Linked DNA regions of Homo sapiens: region 2 is linked to region 1. Evidence: chromatin contacts called from ENCODE Hi-C or POLR2A ChIA-PET data. All regions are on one chromosome and are shown on one strand. Each heading gives the region's core, a stretch centred on a gene start or an enhancer-like site at or near the end of the contact. The rest is flanking DNA. Distances are from core to core; before and after follow the strand shown. Region 1 holds the start of AMIGO1 (adhesion molecule with Ig like domain 1). Region 2 overlaps CELSR2 (cadherin EGF LAG seven-pass G-type receptor 2).

Region 1 (3,021 bases), core at 2-2,501:
CACCTTGCAGAAAGACCTTTTCACACTATGCATAAGATTAACACGCTAATACTCCTTGAAGAGATAATATATTCACTAAAATTCATGGTAAAACATGTGACAGATATAAATTCTTTTTAAAACTCTTAGCAAGCTAATCTACTGAGACATTAATTTCAGTCTTGATCTTGCTGTTATAAGAGACTGGAACAAATAAAAAGGTAATTTCTTATGGTCCACCATCTCAAGAACAGCTAACATCTTGAATGATAAGGTCTAGGCTCTTCCTGCATCTCTCTCTTTCCTCACCCCCAAACCCAAACAACATACACTAGTAACAGCTTCTTGTTGTTTCAGGGGCCACCCTAAAGAAGAAACCCCTCCACCTCCACCACTGGCCTTCATCTTGAGGATTAGGTAACAGAGAAACTATGTTGCAATTGCTCCATAAGGGGAGTGGGGAGCTGGCACTGGTTTAGGAAGAAGGCAAGTGGCCAGACCTAAGGGCTGAATGACTTCCTCCGGGCTGGGAAGGGTTTCGGAGTTTCCAGGAATGGAAATTGTCCCTGGCTTGTATGCAGTCCGTGTGTGTGTGTGTGTGTGTGTGTGTGTGTGTGTGTGTGTGTGTAGCAGGTGGAGTGGGGAGAGGTGCATGAGGTGTCTGTAAAGGGGTGTTCTGGGGCCTGGGCTCACCAAACACCCCCTTTCCCCTCACTCCTGCGCAGCTGGCTTGCAGGCTAAGGAGCTGTGCCCTTCAGTGGTACCTCAAGGGTCATGAACTAGTAGCATCAAGACGGGGGTGGGGTGGGGGGAACCCCTCCCCCAATTTTTGAGACCCCACAGCCACAGAGAGAAGGGAGGGGGAACCTCAGAATGTGACTAATGAATTTCCCGCCAACATTGGCAGGCGGGAGCTGAGCCAGATTTCTTCAATTTGCGAAATTAAAAGACATGTGACGCCTCTTGCCCGAGTAGGTGCAGCGAATTCACTTTAGTTAGACTTTTCCTGAGAGCCGGTCTGTGTAGCGAGAAGGGTGCTGGGAGATGGGGGAATGGGGGATGGAGGAAGTTATAGCGGAGCCTAAGGGGCCAGTGCCGCTCTTCCTGCCAATTTTCGTCTTTAGCTCAGCGTCCGGAGCTCGCTGGTTGAGGGAACGACCCCGCGCGCGTCCGCCCGGCCGGCTCCGACACAAACACACGCACGTGCGCCCCGCCCCCGCCGCGCGCACGCGCCCCGAGGCTCCGGCGGCGGCGACGGGCGCGCGCGCGGTGCTCGCTGCCCCCACGCCGCTCCCTCCGCTGGGATCGCTGCGCCTCCGGCTCCCCGCACCGATCCGCGCCAGGCCTGCGGACCTGGAGGCAGCGACCGCGGTCGGTGGGCTCCGGCGGGCTCAGCGGTCGAGGCGGTGGCAGGGTGAGCGGAGCGGGGCCCCGCAAGTCCCCGGGAGGCGACGGTGCCGGGCGCGGGCCCCTGCGTAAGGTGGGCGCAGTGACAGGCCGGCCGGTGAGGCGCCGCCGGGAGAGGCCGCGACGGAGCTCCCAGACCGGCCATGGGCTGAGACACGTCCTCGCCGAGCAGGTGCAGTGACCGGAGGCCCCGGGGGGAGCCCGCCCCTACAGGCCCCGGGGACCCTCAACCCCGACCGGACGCGTCCTACCCAGCCCGGTGCCCTGTTGACCTTCCCTCAGCTCCTCCCAAAAGGCACACCGACCCCACCTCCAAACCCTGCCCGTGCCATCCCTGTGACTCCCAGCAGTCCCTGCCATCCTGTGCATACCTGCAGCCTGCACCCCTGTGACCCCAGCCCAGTAGGCCCTCGGGCCACCTCCTCTTCGGCCGATATTTACAGCCCACTGCCTGCACAGTGCCTGGAAACTACCCAGCATCTCTCTCTCCTAGCCCAAAGGGGGTGGAGGTAAGGGTGGGAGGGGAAGTGGGAGAGGGTGTCCTTCCCTCTGGAGTCCTTGGTGACCACAAACCCATCCTCTTTCTCTCAAGTGACCCTTCCGTACCCCACCAGAACATGCCCGGGTGACCTCCTCCCAGATCTTCCTTGTGGCCTTCCTCGCCCACTCCAGTGACACTATGCACCCCCACCGTGACCCGAGAGGCCTCTGGCTCCTGCTGCCGTCCTTGTCCCTGCTGCTTTTTGAGGTGGCCAGAGCTGGCCGAGCCGTGGTTAGCTGTCCTGCCGCCTGCTTGTGCGCCAGCAACATCCTCAGCTGCTCCAAGCAGCAGCTGCCCAATGTGCCCCATTCCTTGCCCAGTTACACAGCACTACTGGACCTCAGTCACAACAACCTGAGCCGCCTGCGGGCCGAGTGGACCCCCACGCGCCTGACCCAACTGCACTCCCTGCTGCTGAGCCACAACCACCTGAACTTCATCTCCTCTGAGGCCTTTTCCCCGGTACCCAACCTGCGCTACCTGGACCTCTCCTCCAACCAGCTGCGTACACTGGATGAGTTCCTGTTCAGTGACCTGCAAGTACTGGAGGTGCTGCTGCTCTACAATAACCACATCATGGCGGTGGACCGGTGCGCCTTCGATGACATGGCCCAGCTGCAGAAACTCTACTTGAGCCAGAACCAGATCTCTCGCTTCCCTCTGGAACTGGTCAAGGAAGGAGCCAAGCTACCCAAACTAACGCTCCTGGATCTCTCTTCTAACAAGCTGAAGAACTTGCCATTGCCTGACCTGCAGAAGCTGCCGGCCTGGATCAAGAATGGGCTGTACCTACATAACAACCCCCTGAACTGCGACTGTGAGCTCTACCAGCTGTTTTCACACTGGCAGTATCGGCAGCTGAGCTCCGTGATGGACTTTCAAGAGGATCTGTACTGCATGAACTCCAAGAAGCTGCACAATGTCTTCAACCTGAGTTTCCTCAACTGTGGCGAGTACAAGGAGCGTGCCTGGGAGGCCCACCTGGGTGACACCTTGATCATCAAGTGTGACACCAAGCAGCAAGGGATGACCAAGGTGTGGGTGACACCAAGTAATGAACGGGTGCTAGATGAGGTGACCAATGGCACAGTGAG
Region 2 (3,460 bases), core at 542-3,041, 250 kb after region 1:
GGGCTGTCACCTTGCAGTGGCACTCGCCGCTTGTCTTGTTGCAGTCTGGGTCAAAGCCTTTGCTGACATCACAGTTGCATGGGCCACATGTGGGATGTCCCCACCAGCCACGGGGACAAGGCTGGTCAATCCTGCAGAGAGGGACCCAGGTAGGCATGAGCTCCCCCTGCCACTCCCACCTAACCTAGGTGAGCCCTATGTGGCCCTTCTGACCCTGGCTGTGGATCAGCCAGGCTTTCGGGGCTCTGAGGGACACACCAGAGAGAAGCAGCAGCCACTGGGACCTGCTGCCACATGCCCTGGTCTGCTTACCTGGTCTCACAGTATGGCCCAAGGTAATTTGGGGGACACTCGCAGGTATAGCCATGGGGGGCACTGGGCTTGCGGGTACACACAGACTGGTGCTCACACGGGTTCAGGTCACACACATTAGTACAGTTGTCACCATAGTAACCTGGGACCAGAAGGACCAGAGAGGCTCATTCCCCCACCCTCCCCTGGCACCATCTTCCATCAAACCCTTCATCTGTTTCTTTCCACATAGCATCCTATCAGCTGGCTATGGCTTTGTTGTGTAGGCAACTAAGACTCAGAGAGGTGGTGTGATGCCCCATGCCCCAGGTCACACAGCAGAGCCAGCATGTGGCCCCAGGCACCTGATAACCTGCCCGTTGCCCTGGATCCTTAGCATACCTGGATCACAGCTGCAGGAATAGCTGTCCCAGTCGTTGCTGCAATAGCTGTTAGCAGGACACGGGTTTGAGTCACAAGGGTCAGGCAGGCTACAGCCTTGCTCCACGTTGATGCTCTCCCCATGGCTGGGATCCAGGCTGTTAACCCCCTCCGGCGTATCGCTCACCCGCACACCCTGGGAGGGACAGGAGCAGTGTTGCCCTCAGTGGAGCGGGGCTGCAGGTGGTGGGGGAGGGGATGGGAGGGCAGGGCAGGACACTCACCTGCAAACAGCCCCGAAAGCCACGGGCCACACCGCCGGCTGGCCCAGGTATTCCGCCCACTGTTATGTTGCTCAGGTGCAGACCATGCAGCCGGGGGCCCAGGTTGCCCTCTGCTCTCTGCTGCCCATAATCGAAGGACAGAATGGCATGGCCGGGCCCCCCGCTGGCTCCCAGTGCCAGCTGTGCATGGTGCCAGTCACCGTCATTGGCCCGGCCTGGCTCCAGACGGAGAGAGGAGGCCTGAAGCCCTGTGCCCTCCACGCTCAGCATCACGTGGCCCTCTCGTAGCTGACACCAGGAGGAAAGAAAACAGGGTCAGCAGACGGCCTTAATCACTGTTCTCCAGCTCACAGTTCCCCTTTCTGGACCATCAAACCCATCCCGCTGCCCAGCTGAGGCCATAGAGAGGAAAGCGTATTTATTTCCCTCAGGCCCAACAGGTGGCAGCATTGACCTTCCCAACGGATCCAGCGGCCTCTATATGTCCCCACCCCTGCCCAGGACCTGCCCAGCCACTTCTGTCCAGCCGCCTAGAGGCTACCAGGGCCCTATGGCCAGGCCAGGGCCAGCCGCCCTTCCATGCATCACCTGTAGGGTGATGGTGCTGCGCCCCCTGGTGATGGCCTGCAGCAGGACACCGTCGGCCTGGCGCGTGCGGAACATGAGGCTGAGGTACCAGGGTTGGGAGATGGGCAGCGAGAGGCCATGCCAGGCCACCAGGCTGCTGCCCAGGAAGTGCTGTGGATTGGCCATTTCTGGGGAGGCAGGAAAAGGCAGACTGTGACGGGTGGAGCCTCAGAGGGCCCTGGGGCTGTGATGCTCAGCGGTGGCGGCTGCACGGGAGGCAGAGCCCACTCCCCTCATCAGCCCCGCCCTCCAAAGTGCGTACCTGCCCTGGGACCGCCCCACGCTGTGCCCAGGCCTGCCTCTGACTGGCCCCTTTGTCTCCTGTGTTGCCCTTTCAGGGCTCTGCCCAGACACGCTTTTCCACCCACAGCCCCGCTCAGCAGAGCCCTGCCCAGTGCCTGCCCCAACCCTGCCAGTTCCCAGACTGTTGATGGCACCCAGGCTGTGGCCTCTAACAGCCGCCCCTCCTACCCTGGGCGCAGCTCTTGCCCCCAAAGCCCAGGGGGCACTCGCAGCTGAACGCGTCCCACTGGTTCACGCAAGTGCCCCCATTGTGGCAAGTGTTGCTGTCACACACGTTCTTCTTGGCAGGGCAGCCTGGAATGGAGAGAAGGCAGCTCAGTGGACCTGAGCTGGGGCTCTAAAGAGAAAGCCTGTGGCAGCAGTTAGAGAGGCCTCTGAGACCCTCCATTCTGGCATCCTCACACCAGGCACAGCCCCTCCTCTCAGCACTGGGATCCCAGCCTGGCTCCACCCCGGGCCCCCATACCAGGCACGGTGCCATTGTTGGCAATGAAGTCAGCCATGTCTATGTGCCGGCTGTCCACCTGCAGGTTCCGCATGCAGCCCACGAACTGCCGCATTCGGACTGGGAAGCTCTCGGGCAGGTCAGGCACCCCGCCTAGTAGCAGGGGCCCCGTCAGATCCAGAGACCTGGGGGAGCAAAGATGGTGGCGGCACAAGGGAGGGCTGGGAGCTTCTGGTCCTCCGCTCGCTCTGCCGCCAGGCCAGAGACACGAACGGCGTAGGCAGGTGTCCAAGAGGCCCTGCAGAGCAGTGCTCAGGAAGGGCGTCACCCCTACCTGGAACTGTTCTTGTCGAACACTCAGCCCCCTCCCCAGACTGCCCCACAGGGCCTTGCTCTGATTCCCCAGTCTTGACCCCATCCCCAGGGCTGAGCAGGGGCTAAGAGAGGCAAAGGGAGAGAGACCCCAAAAGCCCACCCTCTCCACCTTCCCTCCCTGCCTGGCCCTGCCCTCACTTCACCCCATCCCTGGCCCTTTCCCCTGCTCACTTCTTGCTGCCACCCTGGGTGCCCTGGGCAGCACAGGAGTAGTTGCCCAGGACAGATCCGAAGCGCAAGGCCACTCCTGTGTCACAGCCATCCACGGTCACCACAGCCACCTTCTGCTCTGATGGGCCCTGTGGGAGCCCTGTCTGACCCAACAGTGGCTGTGGACAGGAAAGAGCAGAGAAGGGGGACACTGAGTACAGAGCCCACTAGGTTCATGGCCAGCACACACTGGGTGCCTCTGTGTGCACCCACATGCCCAGACACACGTACACACATGCATATACACACACGTGTGCTCACGTGGTTTATGCATGTAACTACCTTCCTCAGTGTCCAAGTTTGCGGCTGCCTAGTGGAACAGAGAGCATCGAGCAGTGCCCAGTGGGGTGGGAATGCCCAGCAAGGTGGCACCTTCCCAGCCGCTCCCTTCCTCTCAGCCAGAAATGCCCTGACCAGCCCACCCAAGCCTGGAGGCAATGCCACTCAGGGCTGGGTAAGCACCTGAGGCAAGAACAGAACCCCCAACCCTCTGTGCCCTCCACACCCACCTTATTGTAGTATTTCAGCTGCACCGTATGCCACT

The links. Hi-C counts contacts between places; a loop is a spot of excess contacts on that map. ChIA-PET counts read pairs that join two places held with the same protein, here RNA polymerase II (POLR2A). Pooled maps may share reads with other maps.
Region 2: a loop to region 1 is called in a pooled map, with 2.3 times the contacts of the local background. The contact joins the enhancer-like site here to the promoter of AMIGO1 in region 1. A Hi-C loop is called at or near these places in 10 of 168 maps with a recorded cell type or tissue (CD4-positive, alpha-beta T cell, CD4-positive, alpha-beta memory T cell, CD8-positive, alpha-beta T cell and 7 more), 3 of 37 single-sample maps with no recorded cell type and 13 of 50 pooled maps. POLR2A ChIA-PET finds 5 or more read pairs at or near these places in 3 of 52 experiments (A673, CD4-positive, alpha-beta T cell and PC-9).

Annotation. Positions count from the first base shown.
Region 1 is chr1:109,507,957-109,510,977 of GRCh38, reverse strand. It overlaps AMIGO1 (adhesion molecule with Ig like domain 1), which reads left to right and starts at 1,251. Exons shown (of 2, transcript NM_020703.4): 1 at 1,251-1,558; 2 at 1,979-3,021. The coding sequence starts at 2,066. LOC105378893 (a long non-coding RNA gene) reads left to right here. Exons shown (of 3, transcript XR_001738179.2): 3 at 337-376. RefSeq lists silencers at 1,248-1,367, 1,428-1,577, 1,588-1,647.
Region 2 is chr1:109,261,862-109,265,321 of GRCh38, reverse strand. It overlaps CELSR2 (cadherin EGF LAG seven-pass G-type receptor 2), which reads right to left. Exons shown (of 34, transcript NM_001408.3): 5 at 3,426-3,460; 6 at 2,878-3,035; 7 at 2,353-2,516; 8 at 2,055-2,180; 9 at 1,545-1,711; 10 at 957-1,244; 11 at 694-868; 12 at 313-454; 13 at 11-131. Among named protein-coding and RNA genes, the nearest start is that of CELSR2, 14 kb to the right of the region's middle. RefSeq lists silencers at 1-178, 1,557-1,606 and an enhancer at 597-1,579. Within about 2 kb of position 1,791, at least 4 of the 41 ENCODE cell types and tissues checked have a DNase peak (open chromatin) inside an H3K27ac peak, as active enhancers do; they include mammary epithelial cell, where a contact is called at or near this core.